Linked DNA regions of Homo sapiens: region 2 is linked to region 1. A link is a loop called in an ENCODE intact Hi-C map of the cell type or tissue named here. Cell type or tissue: A673. All regions are shown on one strand. Each heading gives the region's core, and the rest is flanking DNA. Links, peaks and the distances in the headings are about the cores only.

Region 1 (11,257 bases), core at 2,584-6,583:
GCTTAGTGCCACATTATTTGCACGTTTTGTGCTTTTTGTAGGTAATTTTCCTGTTTGAAAAGGCCCCCAAGTACCAGTGCTGTCTACTATTCCTAAATGCAAGAAAGCAGCGATGTGTCATATAGAGAAAATACGTGACAAGACATGTTTTTTTCAGGCATAAGTTATGGTGTTGTTGGTCATAAGTTTAATGTTAATCAATCAACAACATATATTTAATAAGGTGTCTTTAAACGGAAACAAACAAAACAAGATTATGTATTGATTGGTGGATGAAAATGTTATGACCAGAGGCTCAACAGGTACCTAACCCTGTATTTCCCCCAGGAGCAACGGCTCTGTATTTACTAAGTCAGTCTTCCCTGAAACCTTATAGAACATAACTATCATGAATATTGAGAATCAACTGTACTTTTTCTCTGTCAGAGGACATTTCCCAACAATTGATGAGCAAAATTTAAGAATACAAAGCTGACAAAAAATAACATTCAAATATTAAAAATATATTTAAGAAAGTGTTCAACTTCAGTGGTCACAAAGAAATAAAAATCAAAATAACAAAATATATTTTTGCTGTCTAGCAAATAATGCAAAATTATAAAAATTTTCAGTTGTGGCAAGAGTACAAAGAGATAGGTACTTTTCTATACTACTTGTTGGCATATTAAAGATTTACAACATTTTCAGAAAGCATCTTCATCTTTTAAAAAATATAAAATAAATAGTTCTAAATATAGGAATCAGTAGTAAGGATATAATCAGAAATTTAGAAAATGATTTTTTTTTTTTTGAGATGGAGTTTCACTTTTGTTGCCCAGGCTGGAGTGCAATGGCACGATCTCAGCTCACTGCAATATCCGCCACCTGGGTTCAAGCAATTCTCCTGCCTCAGCCTCCTGAGTAGCTGGGACTACAGGCATGTGCCACCATACCCAGTTTATTTTGTATTTTTAGTAGGGACGGGGTTTCACCATGTTGGTCAGGCTGGTCTTGAAATCCTGATCTCCAGCGATCCACCTGCCTTGGCCTCCCAAAGTGCTGGGATTATAGGCGTGAGCCACCACTCCCAGCCTAGAAAATGATTTATGTCAAAATGTGTTCATCACTAAGTTAAATATAATAATGAAATATTGACAAAACACCTAAATGCCTGACTTCATAGAAATGGTTGAGTAAAATGACTGTCTTTTGTACTATATATATTGGGATATTTTTGTAGCCAATAAAATTAATAAGATTTTATAGATATTTCAATAATATTAGAAAATGTCTGATATAGTATTCAGTGAAAAAGGGGCATTAAAAAAGGTTTAACAATAATTTGTAGCAACTATATAATAGTACATTTTAAAAAATACTGGGTTAATACAATGCGAATACTGGTTGTATTAGGGTAATGAATCTGTATCTGTACACTGTTTTGAACTTTCCAACTTTTACACAATGAACATTCACAAAAAGTAGATTTACAAAGACTGTAAATTCTCCATTTTGTACATTAAGAAACACTTCCACTATAGTTTTCTGAATTGAAGACAATGAAATTGTTTAATGCATTCATGAAATGGCATTGCTATAAATGAGTCATCTTATACTCTGGCACTTATGATCATATGTTTTACATTTTCAAAACTCCATTAAGCATAAGCACTGGTACTTATTCATACTTATTCATAGAGATCCATAAAGTATGTTGCAGAGCAGAAACCACTCAGTAATGGTCATGAATGTGGCGCTCCTTTCCGATCCCAATCATGACCAGCTATGAGTACTAATACCACCTAATTCTGAGCCAATGATAGTGAGCCTGAAAATACACTAATAGCTCCATCTCCATTAGTGATGCCAGGTATACAATTAATCTGTTTCTGCATCACAGGGCATACTCACACCCACTGGGTAGTAGTGTTTCCACCAAATCTCTATATAAAGACCCAGACAAATTAAGTTGTAGCCTCATTCTTGCTTTTGGATTCACGTTCCATTTCCTTGTTAGAACTCAAGCTTTCCTAGTGACAGGCCTAGTCATGTTAAGGTCTTTCCTTCTGTTCAGGACATTGACTTGTTCCTTTAATTTCAAGCTATTTTATGAGTTCTGGCTATAGCCTTGTTGAATCAACCTAGAATCATATTTCTGTGACTCACCTGTTGCCTTGATCTAGCAATACCTTCTGCCATACTTTGTGCTATTCTATCAGAAATTTTAGCTAAAAACAAAAACAAAACAACAAAACAAGCCAACCAAACCTATCTGGATCAGAACTGAGTATGCCATGACACCTGGGACATTGTGAATAGGAATGCTGGTTGTCTTCCATAGAGGTCAACCCTACTGCCTAGTGACTGCCCTCATTGCCTAGCCACCAGTCATGAACCAAATCTATGTGTTTTGCTCTAGCATTATTAAAAAAAATTAGTAAATGAACTAATTAATGCTTAATACTCTAATTATTTAAAAAATAATAAAATTGTAGTAGCATTAGCATGATGAAATTTTAGAATGGATGGAAACAATAACCATATTTTTGTTAGAATTAAGTTTTGCTAGAATTAAAATATGCATATGACTTACATATACAAATATTACATATGTATGTTTTTATAGTTACACACCTACTTATGTTAAGTATATGTGATTAATTTGTTCATTTAGTTCTAGTGAAGCCAAAGTTAGACATGGCAATAATGATTACTTGTTCCATCTTGAATGTTGATGCTATGGGTTATGAGAACTTAATGGGAGGAGATGGATCAGAAAAACACAAATATATCAATATTACTGGGAAAATATCTCAAGACACGTGTCTTATTGATGGAGTTAGTACAGTTATCCTCATATACAGGCCTCTGAAAACATACAGATCATCTTCCTATGTTATTCACTCAAAGAGAATCTTATCTATAAACTCCTAAATTATCCATTCATTCATCCAATTATGCACACATGCATTCATATTTATTTATTCACTGAATAAATATATATTAAGCACCTAGAATCCAGGCAATTTCTAAGTAGCTTCTGTGTAAGTTACCAATCTGCTTACATATGAATGTGTCACTTGCCATAGCTAATAAGAGCAAGAAAGGTCATTTGAGCCAATGGAAGAGATTGTTTCTCTTAACACTAATAGGAATACTATTAAAACAGTAGCATTCATTTACGTAAGTTTAAGAAACTGGGTTATAGCAATAAACAAGTTTCTTTACCCTTGGGTGTATTTCTTACTCCCCATGGTGTGTTTGGATATGTGAGCTTTGAAGCAGAAGCTGGTGGGGAGGTGAAGGGCTCTGCATCATGGTGGGAGTTGACTCTACAATTCTCCAGAGGAACAATTGAGGAGGGAAAGAAAAAATGGGTATGGAGCAAGGAAGGGTAGCACCAAAGAGATGGAGGGAAAGTTGCATGTTTGTCATGCACTGACTACCTGCAACTCTCAAATAGATGTTTAATCCTATAGAATTGTGTAGTTCTGGCCTACAACCCTGGTGAGCTGTACTGGCCTATGACTAAAGCATCTGTAAGCTTACTGTCCCTTTAACACAAAGACTAAACAAGTCTAGACTGGTTTTACCATCAGGTAAGATACTGCCTTTAGACAAGGCAATATTATATCATATGAAAACAATATAATAAATAAAATAGGGTATCGACATTTCTATTTGTCCTGTGTGCATGAACATCCTATGATAACATGTTCTTACCTGAACACAAATAATCCTGTTTCTGTCTCACTTGCCCTCTCCAAACGCTAACCTCTATTAAAGCACCTGATTAGCCCAGAGACTGTAGTCTCAAATGTACCTCTGGGAAGGAGGGTAAGGGTTTCCAATGACTTTGAATTTAAAGTTTTCCTTTAAAGCTCCTTCTTTTCCCAGGAGTAAAATGGAGGCAGGCTCTTGTCATCAAAAGGAATCAGATTGTCCTATGTGGTGTTGAGGTACATTTTTTATAAATATACAGAGAAAAGAATGAGTTTTGTCTAGGTTCTGCCCACTTGTCTCCACTATGATCTCAGTCAGCTTTTCAAACAGAAAATAAGAGGATGCCCTCACGGGCACCCCAGGGGCCCAGCCTGGCTGCGCACTTTGGCAGCTCTCCCACTCATCAGATCTGCTGCTGCAGGGCTTCTCAGTGTGTACAGCAATTCACAGAGGGAGAGCAATCAGCTCCCTCAGCTGAGAACACCAAGCCCGGAGCTCCAGGCTGGCTCCTCCCCAGCTGCAGTGTAAGTCTGGGAACACTCCCCTCAGGACTGCACTGGCTGGATTCAATAGCCTGCTGGGCCTAGAATGCATCAGGGACTGTTAGCACTCTGGGGAAATACCAAAGTGAACAACACAGGCTCCTTCCTGGACGAGATAACAATAAAGTAAGGCACACAGATGCACATCAAATAGCAAGGCAACCATACCAGTGTGAGAATGACTTTCCTCTGCAGGATGTACTGGAGTACTTTCTAGACACTAGAGTGTAATTGTTGTCACCTCCAGGTAGGTTTCTTCACCAGGTTGTAAGCAAAGAACATGCTTCACTGATCTTTAAATTATTAGCACCTAGCACAGGGCCTGGGTACTTCCTAATGTAATCTAGGTTGCTATTCATATCCCTTTCTCTGAGATCCTTTCCTTAACTTCCGTAAGCTATTTACTCATCCATCTTCTTTATTTCCTTTCTCTGTTTTATTTTTTCTGGAGTCTGTATCACTACTTGATGTTATGCATATGTCTGTTTCTTATCCATCTTGACCACCAGAATGTAACCTTTGTAAGAACAGGGCCCTTCGCCGGTCTTATTTACAACTGTATGCTGCATTCCTAGAATATTTCCTGGCAGACAGAACAGGTGCTCAATATGTGTTTTTTGTATGTTTTTCAAATAATGTTTTTCTGTGTGTGTTTTTTTTCTTTTTTTGGACAGGATCTCATTCCCATTGCCCAGGGTGGAGTGCAGTGGTGCGATCTCAGCTCACTGCAGCCTTGACTTCCCAGGTTCAGATGATTCTTCCATCTCAGCCTCCTGAGTACCTGGGATTACAGGCACACACCATCATGCCTGGCTAATTTTTTGTATTTTTAGTAGAGACGGGGTTTTGCCATGTGACTCAGGCTGGTCTCGAACTCCTGGGCTCAAGAGATCCGCCTGCCTTGGCCTCCCAAAGTGTTGGGATTACAGGTGTGAGCCACGGGGCTGGACCTCAAATAATGTTTTACAAAGATAGTCTATGAATAAATATTTGTAGAATAAATGAATTGGTTTAATAGCGTAACAGACATAAGGAGTGTTATGAAAACCCAATGAAGAAATTAATTTTGACTACTGAAAGATCATGAGAGGCTTTGTGCAGCAGGGTCTTGGAAGTGTGGGCAGGATTTCAACAGTTCAGGAAAGTACCCAGAGGTTGTAAGGGGAAGAACACATTCAGGGAGCCACAAATAGTGAATGATTGCAGAGGAGCTTCTGTCTATATTTTAGTAACTAGTTATATTTAACAGAAATTTATGGAGCAACTACTATGTGCCAGGCATTGTCCTCAGCAAGGAGGAAATGAGCAAAGCAGTAAGATGCAGCCCTAGTATTCAACATGTAATAGCTGAATAGGCTAGCATGGTTTCAAGCTTAAATCTTAGGATCAGGGGACTGGATTTTGTTCTGTGCTCAGTGGGGAGTCTTGGAAAGCTTGTGAGCTGGGAGATTGAAGTTCTTATGTGGAAAACAAAGAAAGGCATTAGAATGCTGAACAAAGCAAGACGAAAGAAGCTGCGATTTTCAGAAGAAATTGCTTTCGTTTTGTAATGAAAACATACCTAAATATTTTCCACACAGGTTCATAAGAAATCCTAGAAAAATAACAAAATCAAAATATTATCGATGCCAGAATTCGAGGCTTCACAATAGGCCATTACTTTCTTTCTTAAAGACAGAGACTATAAATCCGCTTACTCTAGGACTTTAGTGATCCTTATGCCAACATAGTTGTAGGTGATTTAAGTGATAGAAATAAACAATAAAAGACAATCTTGGCTGCCTTCCTTTTAGCAATAACATTACATTATTAAGTCCTTTGGAATAGGGCATCACTAGACTTAAGTCTCTTAAATCGGTATTTTCAGGTAACAACTGAGATGAATGTTTTAAGAGATATTAAACAAGCTTAACTACACAATCAGTGTATAGTTCACTTAGGTGGTTTTTTGCTAAGTTTAACGTGACAGAAATACTGTATTTGCATAAAGTATGACATAAGAAAATGTTCAAATATTACAGATTATATCAAAAAGAAGGTAAGGAAGATAATATTTTTCACATGTCTACCACAGTGCTAAGTGTTTTTCAGGCTTTATTCCCTTCTGGAATAGCCTTAGAAATGATATAACGGATTTCTACTTTGCAGATAGGAAACGAAAATTGATAGCTGGTAAGTCATGTAGCCCATGTTGTTTCAACTCAACTTGATAATGCAAAGCTCTGATAAAACAGTAATGAAATAAAGATGGGGTGAATCATGGGGCATGCCATAATTATTTAAATGTCTCATAAAGAAATACTCATTTAAGTTCCTTTTTATGAATCAAAATATTCTCATGGAGACTCTATTTAAACATAAAATGGTTAGATTTGTTGATTTCTAGGTTTAGCTTTTAAAAATGTAACTGTAAAGCTGTAAAGTCCCATTGCAGGGATAGAACATTCATGGGGAGAGAGAATAACATTTGGTTTCCTTATTTTTGTTATTTTTTTTAAAGAGACAGGGTCTTGCTCTGTCACTCTGACTGGAGTGCAATGCTGTGATTATAGCTCACTACAACTTCAAACTCCTGGGCTCAAGCAATTCTCCCATCTCAGCCTCTCAAGTAGATGGGACCACAGACACATGCTAATTTTTAAATTTTCTGTAAAGACAGTGTCTTGCTCTGTTGCCCAGGCTGGTCTTGAACTCCTGGCCTCAAGCAATCCTCCTGCCTCAGCCTCCCAAAGTAGTAGGATTACAGGTGTGAACTACCATGCCTGGCACTTCACTTTATTTTCCTAATACAATGACAGCCCTGTGACATTGATAAAAGAATAAAAAGAACATGTTCACACTAAATTCAGAATTAATACCTATGCTATATTCTAAGCACTCATAAAATGTTTAATAATTTTCTATTAACTTTAGTGTGATGATAGTCATATTTTGTTATCATTTCTAGGCCTGGCCATGCAGCACAGAAACTGTAAAAATTCTGCAAACAAGTCTTGAGTTAGGTTGATGCTCTAAATATTAATAGTATTTAAACCCATCCCTTTGAAACACGTTCACACATATTTGATTGCCAGATATTAATCTTTTCTTTAAAGGGCCAGATATTAACCATTTGGCTTTGTGAGCCATTCAGTCTCTTGAAACTAGTTGACTCTGCCATTATAGTGCAAAAGCAGCCACAGACAATAGGTAGATGAGTGAGAGTAGTTGTTTTCCAATAAAACTTTATTTATAACAACTGGTGAAAGAGTGGGTTTGGCCTGCAAGGCTGTAGTTTGCTAACTTCTGATTTATAGAACAGGTATGGCTATAAAAATATAATTTAAGCATAGTGACATGTTCTGATTGTTTACTTACTGATCTGTGTAACTTATCTGTTTCCACTTCTGCCTCTTCTAATAGACTGAGGTCTTTTAAGGCATGGAGAAAATCATGCTTTTTCTTAATATCCACAGTACATTAAAGGCAGGAGAGCTGGCCATTGGCTGCTATAAAGGCATCCATAAGAGCTTACAGAATATCAATGGAATAAATAAAATATATGTGTCAGTAAAATTAGATTTCCACAGAAGACAGGCAACTTGTATATCGGTCTTGTTCCCACCAAAGTAAACAGCTCCCTAGAGTGAGAATATAAAAACGCCTTCATTGGCACCACTCATCTCTGTTGAGGACACTCATGGCCTGCACATCAAGCTGCCCCTTGTAATTTACAGGCAGAGCCAATTCCTGCACCCACACATACACACACACATTGTCTCTAGCCCCTAGTCAATTGCCTGAAGTCATAAGTCACAGGGAGCCGAAATTCTGAATGTGTATAATGCATGGCATAACTGCTGTTTACCAAGAACCAGTGATTTATGTTAACATTGAAATTTAAAACCCTCTAATATACCTCCTCGGAAGTTATCTGGCTCAGAATATTGCAATAATAAGGCAATTATGATTAAGTTATAATGTTATATAATGTTTAGTGTGGGTAATAAATCTCTTATTTTTGAACATAATGAAAAAGCTATACAAATAATTAGAAACCTTGGCCCTAATAAGAAACGTTAACAAATAATTAGCCTCCCTGGGGTATTCATTCACAAATCTCTGTATGTCTCTTAGTAGGCTTTTGATAAATGTTTGTTAAATAAATGAAGGCAATAGACTTTTGCTCCACTAACTCTGAATAATCAAAGAACTAACTTTGAACACGTCAAATATCATCAATTTTATTACATGAGAAATACAATAATTTCTGATAAAATTCCCACTACAGGGTGGCTGTACAAGGACAGTGTTTCCTAAAATGGTGCTGAAATTCACTGTAAGAGATATATCCATGTATGGAGTAAATGTAAAATGATTACTTTGTCTGTCATTTGATAACTGGGAGAGAAAGAGATACTGAAAGCAGTTCTGGAGAGGATCCTGGAGACCCAGGCTGGAGGAGTTGTTGCTGTCCAGCTGAAGAAACAAAGATCCTTCATGGGTCCCGACAAGGAGTCCACCACTCACTGCAGTTAATGCCATGGGGAAGTCGGGAGATGGCAAACAGGAAAACATATGGTGGATTTCAAAGTGATCAAAGAGAAGGCATTATAAATGGGTAACACCACAGGAAAAGAGGGAAAGGCAATAAATCAGAGGGACTAAATAAAATCTTGAAGGAAAAGGAGGAGTCAGTCTTAGGTATACAAGAAATAAAAATGGCTATTCTAAATGCTGTCTTAGTAGAAAACGAAAAGACTAATTCAAAATACACATACACACTTTTAGGATTAATGCATTGTTTCCTAAGAACGCCAGAATTTATTTTTTCAGGCAGAAAAGGAGACAAAAAAGGAGCTTTTTTACGTCTTCAAAAATCAAAGAATAGACAGCCTTGGATGATGCACCCTAGGTTTTATTTTAGTCTACGTACAGATAGGATGATTAAGCTTTTGTACAGTCTGTTGAGAGTCTTTGAAAGAAAGCTTGTTTTAAACAATCAAATTCACCTGAGTACAAAAGAAAATGCTGCAACCTTTCTTTTAAGTGGTTAGAAGTGAACCACAGGAAATCAGCTTGGGGTCCTCTAGACCTGAGAGAAGGAATGGCTTGCTGAATGCAGCAGGCAGGGCAGCCAGAAATAAAAGGGGAATCAATGAAAGGTAGAGTGCAAAATGAAGACAAATAAAGATGAAAACTTTTAAAGGGGAAAAAAAGCAGGGAGATCAAATAGGATTAATGCTAGGCCACCATTTCAGATTTTCACAGTTTACTGATGGTTCTGGGGTTTAACATTTACTAATTTGATTTCTGAATCAAACATATCGAGATATCTTCATTTCTCACTTGGTAGAATATTTCATGAATGACCCTAGAGGGAAAACATTTCACTCTGCCTCTGATTTAGGTCTCTCTTCTGGTCCAACAAGTAACCAAATGACCTGGGACAAGTCGCATACCTGTGATGCCTCAGCTGCCTCACAGAAAACAAAACAAAACAACAAAAGGCATCATAACTGTACCCCTGGATTCATAGCGTTTTGAAGAAAAACCATGGGAGCTTTACCTCCGTGAATGAGATGCACAAACTGGAGCATAAGAAAGCAAAGCTACTGCGAGTGACATGGTTATAGGAGAGTTCCAGGGCTGCAGAATCTGCTGTTGTTGAATACTATATAATGAGGCAGAAAGAGGCAAACAGTGAGGGTGTACTCTTGTCCTCTATCTGTACGCAGAACCTGAAGCAGGAAAGAGGGAGTGATGTCAGGAGAACAACTTGGTGGGAGCCTGTGGAAGTGGAGCACAGACTATTTCCCTTGAGCAGGGTGAGTTTCAGAGATTATCTGTGAAAATGTTCTCAAACTTTGTATCAGAATTGCCGGCAGCAGTCATATGCTGGAAAATGTTTAACACATGGCTCTTACCCTGATTTGTAGTGTTTATCAATTTCCATAGTGTAAATATTCCCACTGTAACCAATTTTTCTTCCACAGATTTAGGGAGGAGATAAAGAGCCTGTACTACCTGGTTCCAAAATTCTACCACCTGAAAGACTTGTTTAAAAGCACAGACTTTTAGGCCCCATCCTTAGTGTTTCTTTTTCTTTCTTTGAATTTTTATTTAATAGAGATGGGATCTCACTATGTTGCCCAGGCTGGTCTGAAACTCCTGGGCTCAAGTAATCCTCCCGCCTTGGCCTCCCAAAAGCTGGGATTACAGGCACGAGCCACTGTGCCCGGCCCCCTCATCCCTAGTGTTTCTGATTTGGTGGTTCCCACAGGATACTGATTTATTTTTTTTGGAGACAGAGTTTTGCTCTCATTGTCCAGGCTGGAGTGTGATGGCGCCATCTCGCCTCACTGCAACCTCCGCCTCCCAGGTTCAAGCGATTCTCCTGCCTCAGCCTCCGGAGTAGCTGGGATTATAGGCGCCCACCACCACGCCCAGCTAATTTTTGTATTTTTAGTAGAGACGGGGTTTCACCACGTTGGCCAGGCTGGTCTTGAACTCCTGACCTCAGGTAATCTGCCCCCCTCGGCCTCCCAAAGTGCTGGGATTACAGGTGTGAACCACTGTGCCCAGCCAATACTGATGTTTTTATTTCAGGTCTATACTTTGAGAACCACTAGTCTATGAGGAGAAATGTTGCAGATAATAAGTACAGAAAGCAATTGAAAACCTGTGATACATTGGTCTGCAAAAGAAGACACAAGAAGTAGAAAAGGGGGAAAAAGGCACAAAATGGTGTATCAAGAAAGAGTAGATCTAAAAGAAGAGTATGTTTGTAGTAGGGGTTGGGGAATCTCTGGAGCCTATCCCTCAGGGCTCATTTGTAATAAGAACATACTAAACAAGAGTAAGCAATGAAATATAAGGTTTGGATATGATTTGGTATAAAATCATGCCAGAGTAGGGCTGGTAGGATAATTCTGTGGCAATTCCGCTGGACAGGCTGGGGCTAAAAACTAACCATTCTCTTCAGGAATTCAACTATGGCTTCATGGGAATTTTTTGCTTGTTTTAGCAAACAT
Region 2 (11,257 bases), core at 4,047-8,046, 170 kb after region 1:
CCAATTTTATTCTAATAAACTTAAACAAAAATCATTTCACTTCTGAACCTAGAGGCATAACATGCATTAAAGGACAGTTAAAGAAAACACCAAATTAGGATTTTTTAAGGCAATAAAGCAAATTCATCCAGTTTCAAACAGTTTAATTTTTAAAATACTGTAATACAAACCAGGGATCTTTATGATAAAAATTCTCTCAATTGAGCTTCCTCTAGTGGAGGTGGTCTGAAAAATTTCCTTAGAAAGACATATACAGTAGATATCACCACTATAGAGGTATGTACTGGCTACTTGAGGTATTTATAAGCCTTGCTCTTCAATTTCTTAAATCAGTAATGTGTCCTCATGGGAATAAGGCCAAAGGGAGTAAAATTAGAGGGAAGGGCAAGCAAGCATTCTTTAAGAGTTACTGGCATGGTGGCAAATCATTAGTCCAGGAATATCTGTACAGGAAGGGCTTGGGGTGTCAATATTGTTAGGAAAGGAATGGCTGGTGACTTAAACTGATACTAACTTTAGATAGGAGTGCACTGATTTTGCTTAGTTTGCACTGTTATTTAGAGTAGCTTTGGGAGGCTCTGCTAAAGATTATGGGGAAGACTAAACTATCGCTTATTCCCACCGCCAAGTCCTCTGTTGTGAAAAATGCTTTCAAAGCCTTTGTGGTCCTATTGCTAGGAATAACTGGAGGAATCCCTAGGACAGACAGCATTTTTAGAAATAGTTGTTCGGGGCCATCTTCATCAGAACCACTAGGGGAAGATTCATTAAAAATGCAGGTTCATGGGCCTCCTCCAGATTTAATGAATAAGCATTTGAGGAGTTTCTGACTCAGCATTTTTAGCAAGCTCTCCCAGGTGATTTATATGTCAAGTGTGATTGTAGACAGAGACTTGTAGGCAAGTATTTGCAGGGCACAAATTCTAACCAGATTTCTTCTGTTTAGATGATGATGCCATTGTCTCAGAAAAAAAAAAAAAAGAGAGATTTAGAGATTTGGGAACAAAATAACAAAATTAATTTGAACGTTTTGAACTTTTTGGATATCCAGATTAAAATATTAAATAGTCAGTTAAACTCATAAATAAGGCTGGGATGTAGGTTCAATTTGGAACCCCCAGCATCTAGGGTTCGGTTAAAGTAATGAAAATAAATGAGCACCCTAAGGGTTTAATATAAAAATTTTATAAAGAACTCATAAAACTTAACAGTGGAAAAACAAACCCAATACAAAATGGACAAAAGGCCCAAATAGACATTTCTCCAAAGAAGACATAAAAATGGACAACAGGTTTATGAAAATATGCTCAGCATCACCAATCCTCAGGGCAATGTAAATCAAAATTACTAAGAAATACCACCTCATATTTATTAGGACGGCTGTTATCAAAATGTCTGCAGATAAATGTTGGAGAGAGTGTAGAGAAAAGAGTACTCTTGTACACTGTTGGTGGGAATGTCAACTGCTACAGCATTATGAAAAACAGTATGGATGATTGTAAAAAAATTAAAAATAGAACTACCATATGATCTAGCAATCTCTCTTCTGGGCATATACTCAGAAGTGGAATCACAACTTTGTAAAGATATCTGTATTACCATGTTCATTGCAGCATTATTCACAATAGCCAACATATGGAAACAACTTAAGCATTCATTGATGGACAAGGGGATAAAAATGTGGTACAAATACACAATGGAATATTATTCAGTCCTAAAAAATAGATCTTGCTTTTTGCCACTATGTAGATGAGCCTGGAGGACATTATGCTATGTGCTATAATCCAGACACAGAAATATTGCCTGGTCTCACTTATATGCAGAATCTTTGTAAAAAAAAAAATCAAATATATAGAGATAGAGAACAAAACAGTGATTACCAGAGGCAGGGACTGGGGGTATGGGAAGATGTAGGTCAGAGGATACAAAGAAGCATATATATATATATATATATGTATGTGTGTGTGTATATGTGTGTATATATATATATATATGATGAACAAGTCTAGAGATCTAATGTACAACATGAGGACTACAGGTAATGAAATTGTACTATGGGTTTCATGTAAAATAAGTAGATGTTAGCTACTCTTACCACAAAAACAACAAAAAAGTATAGCTATATGAAATGATGGATATGTTAGTTTGCTTCACTATAGCAAACTTTTACTAATTAAATATATATAAATATTGTGTTTAAGATAATATGAGGTTATGACATACATCGTGTTTAATTAAGACAATATGAGGTTACGTATGCCATATTTATATACATTTATTTTTTAAAAAAGAAAAACATCTTTAGCAGAATTAAAAATGCTGACTAAGAGACTCCACCCCATACCTACTGAATCAGAACCTTTGGAATGAAGCTTAGGGAGCTCCATTTTGATAACATTTTTCAGCTGACTTCCTTTGTACACTAAAGTTTGAGAATCATCACTCTAGGAAGAGGAGAAATAAGTTGAGAATGAAACTCAGGGAATTTACTTACCTTTAAAGAACAAGCAGAAAGCAGAATGAAGAAAAGATGCTTAGGAGGAACAGTTAGCGAGGAGGGAAGCCAGGAGAGAATGGTGTAGCAAAACCCAAAGGAGTAGAGAATTTCAGGAAGGTGAACGATTATGGTGAGGGCTAATGCCTTGCTATTCAAAGTGCAGTCCACTGATTCCAGCTTAGACATCTCATGGGAGCTGGTTCTAATGCAGAATCTCAGGCCCCACCCCAGTAAACTGAATCACAATCTGCATTGTAACAAGATCCACAAGCACACTCAAATTTTAGAAACATTGTTGTTACCTATGAAATTTGCAATTTGGTTCTTGGTGAACTGACAGTGAACAGTTTCAGTGGAGTGGTTGGGGTAGGGCAGGATGACTGCGGTGGTTGGAAAAACAGATGGAAGATAAAGAAATGGAGACAAGTACAGTGCTTTATATACACCCAGAACAAGGGTCTTCTAGCAAACACACTCATCACCAGACCATCTTTTCAATTCAGAGAAACAGAATAGGAGCAGAGGCAGAAAGTGAGCCTTGCTTGCTGCTGCAGGTCTCTACCTTACACCACTCATCAGACAGGCGTGACATGATGGGAATATCACAGGCTGATATTGATAGAGGGAGATGCTTTCCTAAGGAGCAGTGACAGTCAGGCCTTTGATGGCCACGGGAGCTCAGCTGCATGTTGCCTTGTTTGCCTGAAGCAAAGGTAATAGACCGTCTGAGAGTGTGTCTGAGTGACTTTAAAAATCTTTCATAACAAGAGAAATATTACAAAATTTCTAAAGGTTAAAATACCCTAAATTAAATAATAAAATATTCTTTAAAAGCTGAAAATAGAAATAAGCCTAAAGAGTAACATAATGGACAACTTTTAAGAAAGTCCAAAATTAGAGCAGGTTGTAATAGGAAGGGATTTCAATATGTTATGTATTAATTAAGTGAAGTTTCTTCCATTGAGCTGTAGAGGTAAGGTTTTGGGATAATATAATGACCACTAAGGAAATAGATGAGGCTTGGCACAGATCAAATGATTAAATAAAAATTTTTCATACCTAACTGTCCAAAGAGACTATCTTAATAAAACCTATATTTTTGAAAGTCAGAAATTTGTCAAGTGATTGGAATTGAAAAGATCTTAAGGAGTGGTAGTGCAGATGAATCAAAAATTATGTAGCTCAGAATCGAGAACACTCTTGTAAGAGACCAAAGTAATAAAAGTTAAGAGCTTCAAATTTGCTAAAAAAATAAGCTGAAGGATCAGTGGAACTATTTAATATCTCCAGTCTCATAACATATCAAGGGATATAAACAAAATAGAAAAAAATCATTTTTTATTCCAGTCTTCTTTGAGGAAGTCATTAACTGATTCCTAAATTGGTTTTTGAAATTGAGATTCAGAAGTATCAAATCCAAACATGATAAATAGCACTAAGACTACTCTTGACCTAATCAATACAGAGGAATAAGTAGATCAACAAATCCTGGTGGCAGCCATCCAAATGTTTGCAGAAACTCAAGGGTAAAATTAGGTACAACTGGCCAAAATATTTTACATGCTGCTATAAATTCCCAGAGGTGTTGAGAGACTAATAAACCACCAGTGTGGCCTATGTCCATGTGCAAAGACCATGATAATCAGACAGTAAGAGATGCTCAAAGATATTTCATAAAATAACTTATGTAGTGATGCAAATTAGTAAGAATTTATTCACTAGTTGCCTATAAAAATAACAATGCACTTCTAAAGTATGAATTCAGAGATGTTTATTGAGCATTTTTATGTGAAGACACTGTTCTTGGTACTAAGGTACTGCAGTAAACAAGACCAAGTCTCTGACTCTATGGAGCTACCATTCTGATGAATGAAAATTATATTTTAAATAATAATATACATAAAACATATGTATACAGTATAATATATACATATATGCTATAGAAGTAGTGTGCTGAATTGGTCAATGTGTAGAGAACCAAATTAAACAGCAGTCATACTTCCTGTCCTGGAGACGCATGCCAACAAAATGCTTAACAAAGAGGAGGATCGTGGACCATAGCAACAACTGGAATCTAAAAACTACTGCAAATAAGGCTGTTAATTTTACAAAATTAAGCAATGTTAACAAAATGTTCTCTTCTTTTACAATTTTTTTAAGAGACAAGGTCTCACCCTGTTGCCTAGGCTGGACTTGAACCTTGGGGAACCATCAGTCCTTCCACCTCAGCCTGTAGAATAGCTGGCATTGCAGGCACCAGTGTCCTCCCAGAGAACAGTAGATTATCTAAGTTTTCTGATCCTACTACATTTACAAGTAAACAAGAATAACCTATGAATAGCTTTCAAGTTAGCATGACTGAACAATAAAATAGTAGGTGATTTTCATTAGATACAAAGTTATAAGTTAAGAATAAGTAATTTAAACTTTAAATTGTGATGATGTTTGAATATCAATTGTAACTCAGAAAAAGGTTAACTTTAGACTGGTTCGTAAACACATTATTTCAAATTGTCCAAAAATATCCCCCCAGCCAACTTGTCTTCTGGAAAGGTATTAATGCAAATTTTATAGGAATAGGCTGATTTTATATAAAAATGTAGATTTTCCACACCTGAAATGCCATAGTAATTATTGGTTATCACATGTCAAGAAAGATACATAATGACAGGAAAACCTCTAAAGAAAGACAAACCAAGTGATCATTGGAATTAAGGGGTTTTGAATGAATTTGACCATGAGATTTAGATTTGAAACTGGTAAGACAAAAATGGAAAAAGGACACAACCCAAGTTTTAAAAATTTAAATGCAAATTTAAATTTTACTAATGTAAACAGAAGTTTCTTCACCAAATTGCAGGCAGCTTGAGCACTTGAAACGTAGGCAATCTCATAAACAATAAAAATACATAATTGTTTCTACTTTCTCATCTCCCTAACATTCCACATTTTAATTGCCCAACATGGATAGGAAATGCAGTGATTAGACTAGACTAGTTTCAAAATAATTTCAGTTTTATCTTCAAGGTTTGGAAATCATACATGAATTATACTTTATTTAATACTTAAATATGCAGAGCATAAGGTAGGGACTGGCAAATAATAGATGTTCAATAACATCTACTGGAAAAAGATACAAATCCACAGCAAGAGTAAGAATGGAGTTGGAAGGAAATGGAGAGAAAAGAAGAAAGCAAAGAGGATTGAGAGAGAGAGAGAGAGCACGTGAGTAAATCAGAACTGTACAGATAAATTGATATTGTCTTTACTTTGGCTGCCTCTTAGAATTATATTGAATAAGAATTTCAAACTCTCTGAGTAATGCCAGCTCCTGGAGCAAGGAGATGAGCTATAGATCTTAGAAATAAACAAGCAGTAACAGCCTCATACACCAGACCTGAGACTGATACTTTCCTTTGGTACTCGTCTATCTAATGATGCTCTGTCCAGAATATTCTGAGATAAATAAAAGTAGAGGAAAACAAAATAATGCCAAACTCCTTAATAGGAAACAATTTGGCAGGTGATAGTGAGAGAGAGCCCAACTAACATGGAAACATGCAATGAGCCTCTAAGATCCCTGCTGATTTTTGGTTAGGTAACAGAGCCAATAAGTTGAAAGGATGCTTGCATTTATGGCTGGTGAAGACTACAGAGACAGCCTTTACTAAAGTGTGAGTTGGCTTTCCCCCAAACATTACATTACCCTTGAATGGAAAATTGATCGGATGACATATGGTGATAACATCTGCCACCCATGGATAAAGCCGTAGTGCCATGTGGGTGGTAATGGAAGCTGTAATAGTGAGGGTGGAGAATTTAATGACAGTATGTAACACTGAGGAAAGTAACAGCACTCTGGAAGAAAGGAACAATTTGTGTAAATCTTTATGATGGGTACTACAGGACTACACATCCTGTTCTTCTGTAGTCATCCCAGAGTGAATGATAGAAATGAAAGCTGCTTCGTCATTTCATTATCTCCAAGTCGATCTGAGCCATAACCCCTATGGAGCTATTTCTCCCAGACAGTATTATGGGTAGGCACTCTTTCCTTTTCAATAAATAGATAATTATGTAACAAATTTGGGATGATAATAGCAAGAAATTGTAGCCATTTAAATTTATTTATATTAAAGACAAAAGTGAGGTCAAATACTTTACTTCAAAGAATGTATAAAAATATATTTAAATAAGAATTTTTGGAAATAAAACAAATGACAACATAATTAAGAATGCTATTGTATAAATGAAATATTTAAGCTTATTTGTTCTGTTTAATCCATACAAGAAGAAAATAAATGGTATATCCAGCTGCACATTGCAAACAGAAGAGTTTTATTTGCAAAACAGCAAAAAAAACATGGAAAATTTTTCCATGGTATACAGTGTGAGGTTTGGCCAAAGATGTCTATAAAATTCAAATATTCGAAATGGAAGCAGGTGTTCTGACGGACTTGGTAAGTAAAAATTATTCAGGTGAATTTTCTCCTTCACAACCACCAAAATGGCCTTAAAAACTAAGAATCCTAATATAATTTTTAAAAGCACTCTTGATTAGTTTATAGGTATTTCTATGTTTCATTAAATTCTGAAGAATGGTTTTTAGTTTTTCTCTTTCCTAAAGTGAGGGAAAGCAGCAGGTGGTTTATGGTGTAGCTCTGGTACACAGCAGACCTCAAATTGACTTCTTAAAGCAATCCATGGGCCAGGCACAGTGGCTCATGCCTGTAATCCCAGCACTTTAGAAAGCCAAGGAGGGTGAATCACTCGAGGTCATGAGTTCAAGGCCAGCCTGGCCAACATGGTGAAACCCGAACTCTGCTAAAAATAAAAAAATTCACCTGGTGTGGTGGCACGCGCCTGTAGTCCCAGCTACTTGGGAGGCCGAGGCAGAATAATCACTTGAACCCGGGAGGCAGAGTTTGCAGTGAGCCGAGATTGCGCCACTGCACTCCAGCCTGGATGACTGAGTGAGACTCTGTAAGAAAAAAAGCAATTCATGGTGAGTAACGAAATGTCTGGACTGATTTTTCTGTCCTTCTCTTACCACTCTTACATGCATATTTTGAAGCCTTTTCATCCTACTAGTTTTTCTTCCTATCTTCATTTGGGGGAAAAAAAATAACAAGATTTTAAGTTCTGATCTTGCCAAAGCAGATGCTATGAGGTATTTATCATTACCATTATTAATTAATTTATTATTTTCTAATAAAGTCCAGTTTTCAGTTGTAAATTTATTTAAAGCAGAGGATTAGGGATAAACTCTTGGCCAGGCATAGTGGCTCACACCCGTAATCACAGCATTTCAGGAAGAAGAGGCAGAAGGATCCCTTGGAATTCGAGACCAGGCTGGGCAACATAGAGAGACCTTGTTTCTACTAAAAAACAAAAACAAAAACAAAAACAAAAAAAACTTAGGCATGGTGGCACAGGCACTTCAGCCTGAGCAACAGGCAACAGGGCAAGACTCTATCTCTAATGATAATAATAATAAGCTCTTAAGCTTACAAATGAATAAACAAATATGGTGTGTTTTGTGATATTTAAGTGTTTGAAGCAAAACAGCAGTTGATCTATGAGAGGTATATATCATTAGCTTTGTCTTGTGTGTTTTAGGAAAAATTAGCATCTCACCTTTGTTTTGTGGATTTCAGAGAAGACTCTTCTGGACTGAGAAATATACACTCACTTCAAGAGAAATAAATGCTTGAATGTCTATCATGGTAAAGAACTGGTACTAGTGCAATAATAGAGAAAATAACATAAGGTCAATTGTCTAATTGTGAAGATAAAAATACACTTTAATATTATGAAAAATCAATATGTCAATTATTATTTTATAATATAATCATATGTTATAATTAAAGTGCTGGAGAGTCATAAAACTATATATTTTTTATAATGTACATGAGAAACATTTGGGACCCCAGCTAAAATCAAACTCCTGGTTCTTACCTCACACCCGCGAAATAAAAATCATGAAGTTTCTGTCTCAGAAATATGTATTTTTATAAGGTAAAGGACATTACATTTTAACTGTTTATTAATGATAATTTTAAACAAATACAAATTTAGAAAGAATAGATACAATAATTTCCATGTGTACTTCACCAAGTTTCAGTAATAACCCATGATTGTTGTTGTTTCCTTCAGACCCTATCCACTTCTACCCCATTATATTAAAGCACACTATGGGCTTCATATTATTTTACCCATAAATATTCATTATTTAAAAGAACCAGAAAAAATAACTGATAAAAGAAATCATAGATAACACAAACAAATGGAAAAACACTCCATATTCATAGATTAGAAGAATCAATGTCATTAAAATGACTGTTCTGCCCAAAGCAATCTACAGATTCAATGGAATTCCTATCAAATTACCAATGTCATCTTTCACAGAGTTACAAAAAAGTATTCTAAAATTCACATGGAGCCACGAAAAAGCCCAAATAGCCAAAGCAATCCTAAGCAAAAAGAACAAAACCAGAGGTATTACATTGCCTGACTTTAAACGATACTACAAGGCTGTAGTAACCAAATCAGCATGGTACTAGTACAAAAATAGACACAGAGATCAATGTAACAGAATAGAGAACACAGAAATAAAGCTGCACATCTACAATCAACTGATCTTCAACAAAGTTGACAAAAAGAAACAATGGGGAAAGGACACCCCACTCAATAAATTGTGCTGGGAAAGCTGGCTAGCCATATGCAGAAGAATGAAACTGTACCTCTACCTCTCACCATAAACAAAAATTAACAAGATGGATTAAAGACTTAAATTAAGGCCTCAGACTGTTAAAAAAAATTCTAGAAGTAAACCTCTTCTGGACATTGGAAATGCCCAGAATTTGGGCAAGAATTTTGGCAAAAAATTTATGACTAAGCCCTTAGAAGCAAATGCATCAAAAACAAAAATTGACAATTGAGACTTACTTAAGATATTCTGCATAGCAAAAAAAAAAAAAAAATCAACAGATTAAACAAACAACCTACATAATGGGAGAAGATATTTTCAAACTATGCATCTGACAAAGGACTACTATCTAGAATCTATAAAGAACTTAAATCAATAAGAAAAAAACTCACTAAAAAGTGGGCAAAGGACATAAACAGACACTTCTTAAAAGAAGATATACAAGTGGCCAACATGAGAAAATGCTTATCACTAATCTTCAGAGAAATGCACACTAAAACCACAATGAGATACTATCTCACACCAGTCAGAATGGCTATTATTAAAAAGTAAAAAAATAATAGATGTTCGTGAGGATGCAGACAAAAGGGAATGCTTATACACTGTTGGTGGGAATGTAAATTAGTTCAATCCCTATAAAAAAACAGTATGTAGATTTCTCAAAGAATTGGAATTGAACTGCCATTTGACCCAGCAATCCCACTACTGGCTATATACCCAAAGGAAAAGAAATTGTCCTATCAAAAAGACAGCTATACTCATATGTTTATTGCAGCACTATTCACAATGGCAAAGTCATGGAATTAACCTAAGTGCCCATCAACCATAAATTGGATAAAGAAGATGCAGTAGATATACATCATGGAATACTATGCAGCCATAAATAAGAATGAAATCATGTCCTTTGCAGCAACATGGATGCAGCTGGAGGCCATTATCCTAAGTGAATTAAAGTGAATTGATGTGGAAACAGAAAATCAACTACCACATGTTCTCATTTAAAAGTGGGCACTAAACAATGGGTACATATGGGCACTAAGATGGAATCAATAAATACAGGGAACTCCAAAAGTGGGGAGAAAGGGAGAGGGGCAAGGGGTTGAAAAAATACATATTGGGTAGGGCACTATTTTCACTATTCAGGTAATGGGTTCAATAGAAGCCAAACTCCAGCATTATGCAACACACCCTTATAACAAGCCTAAAAACATACCCCTGAATCTGAAAAAAATTTTAAAAATTATCTAAAAGACAAGGAAACTTCTAAAAATACCTTTATTCCATATAAAAAATACACAGTTGGTGTTCACATTTCTCCAAATGTCTCATGAGTGTTTTCTAGATTTTTGTTGAAATCAGCATCCAAAGAAAGTCCATTCATACATAGCACACTGCAAATGGTCTCTTTTAACCTACAGGTTGCCCTGACCCACCTCCCTTTCTCTCTCTCTTTCTCTCCTGCTGTAATTTATTTGTTGATGAAGCCATAGCCTTTACTCTGTAGAGTTTTCCGTGGTCTCAATTTTGCTGATTGCTTTCCCAATGTGTTATTTAATATGTTCCTCTGGTACTTAAATCTAGATGTTTGGTTACCTTCACACTTTATTCCTAGATTGTGTATGTAGTGTTAGTACAAGTTTGGGTTGATTTTCTTTTTATGATGTTAGGTATTCATAATCATAACACATCTATAATTTTATCTGAAGCTGAAAATTAATGATAACCAAATCTTATTATTCCTTGTACATTTAATAGCAAATTGAGAAACTTTGTTCATTTTTTGTTTATTCTGAGTTAATAATTCATAGGGGAAAGAGAATAAATCTTATTTTTCCCTTTCTTCGCCACTTTTGAAAGAATGAGATACGATAGGCTAAAGAGTATATGCATACTCAATTTTGTTGGAATTTACTAATTCCTTATTTACGAGGTTCTGTGCTTTCGTATGACCACCAGCAACCATGTTTGAGGGTATTTGTTTCATCACAAACTTGACAACAGAGTATGTTGTGGATGTTTTCCTGAAAAAGGTAAAATATATGCTAGGATTT

The links. Hi-C counts contacts between places; a loop is a spot of excess contacts. Peaks named below come from ENCODE experiments on the same cell type or tissue, not always from the same donor. Only the 100,000 strongest peaks of a DNase experiment are listed, where the experiment ranks them.
Region 2: a loop joins it to region 1, with 2.4 times the contacts of the local background. A loop is called at or near these places in 1 of 110 quality-filtered maps.

The regions. Positions count from the first base shown.
Region 1 is chr2:165,627,995-165,639,251 of GRCh38, reverse strand. The region is part of intron 4 of CSRNP3 (cysteine and serine rich nuclear protein 3); the gene reads right to left. LOC124906085 (a long non-coding RNA gene) reads left to right here. Exons shown (of 3, transcript XR_007087279.1): 2 at 9,962-10,051. Among named protein-coding and RNA genes, the nearest start is that of GALNT3, 160 kb to the left of the region's middle. RefSeq lists enhancers at 3,618-4,196, 4,197-4,776. In A673, for the core only: no CTCF peak of the experiment used is centred there; DNase peaks (open chromatin) are centred at 4,181 and 5,661; H3K4me3 peaks cover 954 bases; H3K27ac peaks cover 3,164 bases.
Region 2 is chr2:165,457,664-165,468,920 of GRCh38, reverse strand. No RefSeq gene overlaps it. Among named protein-coding and RNA genes, the nearest start is that of CSRNP3, 6.4 kb to the left of the region's middle. RefSeq lists an enhancer at 7,104-8,303. In A673, for the core only: no CTCF peak of the experiment used is centred there; a DNase peak (open chromatin) is centred at 6,310; H3K4me3 peaks cover 693 bases; H3K27ac peaks cover 2,562 bases.